Regions from separate parts of the Mus musculus genome. Here region 1 is linked to region 2. A link is a loop called in an ENCODE intact Hi-C map of the cell type or tissue named here. Cell type or tissue: left cerebral cortex. All regions are shown on one strand. Region 1 overlaps Cpa5 (carboxypeptidase A5). Region 2 overlaps Cpa2 (carboxypeptidase A2, pancreatic).

Region 1 (2,500 bases), 65 kb after region 2:
GTCCTTTATCCTTCACAGACACATCTGTTTTCCCGCTCAACATGTGGGGGTGGGATGTTTCTCTAATTAAATCCCCCACAAACAAAAATGGGGAAACTCACACAGACAAGAGGCTACCACATCAAAAGAACAGAACTGAGTTCTCCTTTTTAGCCCATGCCTCTATTTTGAAGTTCCCGTTTCCCTGCTTCTGCTGCGCCAGCCCTGGGAACCCAGCAGCATTCGGCAAACAGATACTTGGAAGTCTCAACAAACTTGGTTGATTACTGCATGTTGGGGACATCCCCCCCCCCCCCCCCCGAGCTTCCCTCGCTGGCCCCTTTTAGAGAGAGCCTCTCCTGAAGTCCCCAAACCTGAACTCCTGTGGGACTTGTCACTCCTTCCCAGGAAAATGCCTGAACTTTCTGCTCTAACCTCTGCAAGCAAATCTCCAACGTGCAATCTGCAAAGCATTAAGCCCGGGCTGCCCTCCTTGAGGTCATGCTGTGGCTTTGAGGGCGCCAGGGGTGGGGAGAGGCTGTTGTTCCTGGTTGATTTGTGGTGACAGCGGGGGAGGGGGGCAGGTCAGAGAGGCTCAGAAGCACTGACAAGACTAGAAGGGGCTTTGCACACCCAGGTTGATGTGGAGCAAGCTTATTTGAGCTAAAGACACACGGGCTCAGCTCTAGTACTAGCTGTGTGTGTCGTCCCCCCCCCCCCCCCCCGTGAGCCTTCAGTAATGGCAGCTTGAGTGATGTCAAGGTGTTCAGGACTGACATGCGCAGGGAGTCTTTATTGATACGTTGGTCTCTCCTTGTTTTTCTCTTGCTCATCTGCACACTTCTGGCCTTGGTTAGGACTTAATAAATGTCAGCTGAATGACTATATATGAGAACTTGAAGAAAAGAGATGTGTTTGGCAGTGAGGGCCAGGCACAGCCAATCATGGAAAACTCTGCTGGTGGTTTTGGTTTTTATCCAGAGGAAGAATTTTGAGGAGGGGACCTGTATCTTCCTTTTCTACCTCTGCATCTGGGAGGGCTTGGAAAGACAGCTGTACTCCATACACAGCACCCACCGAGCACGTGCATGTGCACACACACACACACACACACACACACACACACCCCTACTGTGTGCTGAGTATCGGGCAGGGAGCTTGGAAACACGGAAACTGAAAACAAAACCAAGCCCACCAAACTCAGGGGCTGTATCCAGGAGAGCTAGAAAGAGTGGGATGGGGTGGGGGGGATGGGAAGGGGGGGGGGAGTAGATGCGTGATTACCGTGGAGTGGGTGAGTGCCCTGATGGAGTGCGCACAGGTTGCTATGGGAGCGAATACCAGAGGCACTGCACGTCACTGGTGCTGTGAAGCTGTAATTACCCATGCGTGCCTGCGTGCGGCTGAGGAGCGGGGAAGGGGGGCTTTAGGGGAAGGAGGCCCCCACCTGGATTTGATGATGGGACCGGGCTCCTTGTAAAGGGTATCTTCTGTCCCGTGAAGTGGGCAGAGGGGAGACTCAGGAGGGTCTTTTACACCATCAGATTTGCATTTCTGAACCCCCCTCCTTACTGAGCTTGTGTTGAGCTGGGGACAGGGCCCCGGGAGAGTGACAGGCAGGAGGTTGGTCGGGAAATTGCAGTGGGCCAGGCAAGAAATTATCTGATTCCGAGGGTGCTTGATTTGCATTTAATTTCTCTTCACCTCTTCGTTCTTTTCAGTCCTTCGGTGTTTCCCCCTCCCTGGGATGAGTCACGACGGAAAGGCTTCACTTGAGCAATCAGTGCTTGGGATTTTAATGGCTTTTTTTCTGATTACAAAATTAATAAATATTCATGTTAGATAATTTGGAAAAACAGGAGAAAAGCACAAGAAGAAAACAAAAATCACCCGGGCTCTGACCATCCAGAGAGGAATACAATTTAGTATGAATTCCGCCTCACCAACTCCTCTCTCTGTGGGCTTGTCCACATCTGCATACAAATAGGCTGAGCCCATCCGAAAAAAAATCTCTCTGATCCCGTCTCTTTCCCCTCTCTAGTTACCATCCATCTCTCTGCTTCCTTCTAGAACAAAACTAGAAATACTGACTTTTTATTTCTTCGGCTTACCCATCATCCCCTTTGGCAGGCTGTCGGGCCCCTAACTTCCCCAGAAGGGCCCTGGACAAAGCACAGGAACACCCGGTCCACTCAAGCTCTAATTGCACGTCTTTCTGGCATGCCGTTCAGTGATGTCTCTCCTCTGGCCCCCTAGGACTCTGTACTGGCCTCCACTGGCCTGGTTCCCTGGTTGCTCTGTCAACCCCAGTCTTCCTGTTTGCAGGAAAACTCAAGACTGTTCTCTACACTCCAGGGGAACAGAGCGAAATCTCCCCACCTCCTCATGACCCCTCTTATGTCTCCAGCTGAAGTTCTGAACTCCAGCACTGGCTGTCTGAGGGTCCTTGCAAACTCTACAGCACAAAGGGAGCGTCCCAAGTCCCCATCTGTTCCTCTGCAGCCTCTGGGAGCTCAGGTGT
Region 2 (2,500 bases):
TATTCTGGTAGAGAGCAGATGACAATGACAATGACAGAAGCTTTTTTTTTTTTTTTTTTACCCCCCAAAGAGACTGACATTCTCTGTTCATAGCCTGAGATACTGCATGAATGGATTTAGGGTCCACAGGCAAGCCAGAGGAATGCTGCCTATAATCTCTTAGAGGTTCATTAAAAACAAAAACAAAACAAAACAACCCCCCCCCCCAAAAAACACAATACATTAAACACCCGTGGCAGTTCTGTAGTAATTTAGCCCCATATTTTCCCAAACTATTCTCTCACAAATTCCATCTCTTTCCTTTGTTGTTGTTGTGGTGGTGGTAGTGGCTGGCATTTAACAGGTCCATGTTTTATGGAACATGGTTTGGCAGGCATTTACTTGAGAGAGGAAGAACATGAAGTCAGCCCCGCATGGTGACCATTTGACAGCTCTGGGCAAAAGAAATAGCGCACAGTTCTGAAGGGAGGGAACAGGGGAACACACGGGAAAGGGACCTGCTGATGACAAGGGATGACCATCTTTTTCTTCCTCCATATTCGTATTTGGTTGGATGTTTAAAGAATCGTATGTGGCGAAAGACCCGGTCTAAACGGTCGGGAAGCTTCTGTGTTGGTGTGGATCCTAATCGGAACTGGGACGCAAATTTCGGAGGTGAGCACCGGGTGTCATCCGGGGGGATGCCCAGACTGAATTCTGGCCATCCAGCCGACTGGTTTGCGTGGCTCTGCAGTGCCTTCAGCCCAGTTTAGTCCATTTAGGATTCAAGTCATTTAAACCCCTCTTTGAAACACATCACTAAATTCTCTCCCTTCACGGGTGTGCAGCCAGCCCTGTCACAGCCCCAGGCAGCATTTAACTGGGTTTGCTTCACATCTTGGTTTTCCCGCAGGCTGTAGCCCGGTTCAGCCTCTGAGCCAAAGAAGCCAGGCTTTGCACAATGACGGGGGTAGGGGGGTGGGGGTTGGGGGTTGGGGTTGGGGGTGGGGAAGCTGCGTAAGAAGTGTGGAATCAACCGCTAGAGGGGGTTAGGATCTATAAGGAAGAGAAGCATTACATCATCTGGTAGATGCTTCGAGAAGGAAAACTTAAAAAAAAAGTACAAATGGAATTAAGAAATGGATTTTCAAATTACAGTCAAAGATAAAATGTTAGCTTGCTCATTTGGTTTTATTGACTTCAGCTTTTCTGTTTGGGGGGTCCACTGGCAAGCCAGTTGGGCGTTCTTTTATGCTTTAGGCACCAGTTAAATCTGCTTCACTAATCACAGAGTTGAAATTTGTTACTTTTTTTCCCTACTACTTTCCTGTAACAGTACATTAGTTGCTTTTCTCATCGATGTGACCGAACACTTGACAAGCTTCGTCTCAAGTGAAGAAAGGTTTATTTTGGCTACAAGTTGGAAGGGACATTGCACCATGGCAGAGAAAGTGGGGTGGTAATAGGAACAGGAAGAATGTGCTTGCATTTTGTCCCTAGTCTATGGGGGGGCCCTCCTGCTCACGTGGCTCCCCTCTTTCCTTTTAACTCAACTGAACACGCCAGCCTGTGGGACTGTGCAACTGTATTCAGGATTTAGGGTGGGTTTTTTTTCTCCTCCGTTAAATGTCTCTGGAAAGATCTCCAGAAGTGTATTTCCTAGGTGTTCCAAATCTAGTTAAGATGACAATGAAGATTAAGTATTACAAACTCGGAAGCTGGATGCTGTGTCTTTTTTCCTAATAACTAGCACAGAGTCTCCAACACAGAGAACAATCATTAAATATTTGTAAACCAAATGAATTCTCGAGAGTTACGGAAGTGAGACAAGACCCACTAGGGAGGTGTGATGGGGCACGCATGAGTGGTAACTTCATTCATTGCTTTAACGATTTATTCTTCTAATTTTTTTTTTTTTTTGCATAGGAAAAACATAATCAGAGACCAGACACCAAATATTGAACCAGATCCAGTAATTCGATGCCACTTCTCCCTCTGAAGCATGATTCTTAAATAATTTTAACATAAGATGGCATAAGTTATATTTACACGGATTTTGCCCAGCTCACGTAGAGAGCTTGGGGAATCTCAGCCCCCACCTGCTCCCTGAGAGATTCTTAAACATTCACAGCCTCTGCCAGGCCCACAGGGATCCCCGCTTCAGGCATCTTGAGCAACTATAGCTGTTGAGAGAATCAAGGGCAAAGGTGGCCTTGCCAAATGTCGTGATTTCTTCAGGGTGGACAGCTTGTCAGAGGTTCCTTAGATTTGTGACTTTGTAACTTGGAAATATAGATACATAGAAACTTCTACTCTTGGACTCTACAAATTTGCAGAGGGCCCAGAAAGTGAAGTTACAGGACTCCCACCCAATGCAGCGAGCTATTCTTTCAACAGCTCCCACAGAGGGGGATGATCTCATCTGACAGCTTTTTCTGCTGTACAGAGGATCCATATTTTAAAAGAAGAGATGCTTCCAAGATGAGTTCATTTCTGCTTCCTGCCCATCCCCTTAGAGCAG

Evidence for each region. Hi-C counts contacts between places; a loop is a spot of excess contacts. Peaks named below come from ENCODE experiments on the same cell type or tissue, not always from the same donor. Only the 100,000 strongest peaks of a DNase experiment are listed, where the experiment ranks them.
Region 1: it touches region 2 in a loop (13-fold over the local background); 3 of 42 quality-filtered maps call a loop at or near these places.

Annotation. Positions count from the first base shown.
Region 1 is chr6:30,616,704-30,619,203 of GRCm38, forward strand. The region is part of intron 4 of Cpa5 (carboxypeptidase A5); the gene reads left to right. Among named protein-coding and RNA genes, the nearest start is that of Cpa5, 6.9 kb to the left of the region's middle. In left cerebral cortex, a CTCF peak has its summit at 1,407; a DNase peak (open chromatin) is centred at 1,341; H3K4me3 peaks cover 499 bases; H3K27ac peaks cover 622 bases.
Region 2 is chr6:30,551,403-30,553,902 of GRCm38, forward strand. It overlaps Cpa2 (carboxypeptidase A2, pancreatic), which reads left to right. Exons shown (of 11, transcript NM_001024698.3): 8 at 564-654. Among named protein-coding and RNA genes, the nearest start is that of Cpa2, 11 kb to the left of the region's middle. In left cerebral cortex, a CTCF peak has its summit at 1,039; DNase peaks (open chromatin) are centred at 864, 1,338, 1,481 and 2,377; H3K4me3 peaks cover 426 bases; H3K27ac peaks cover 1,518 bases.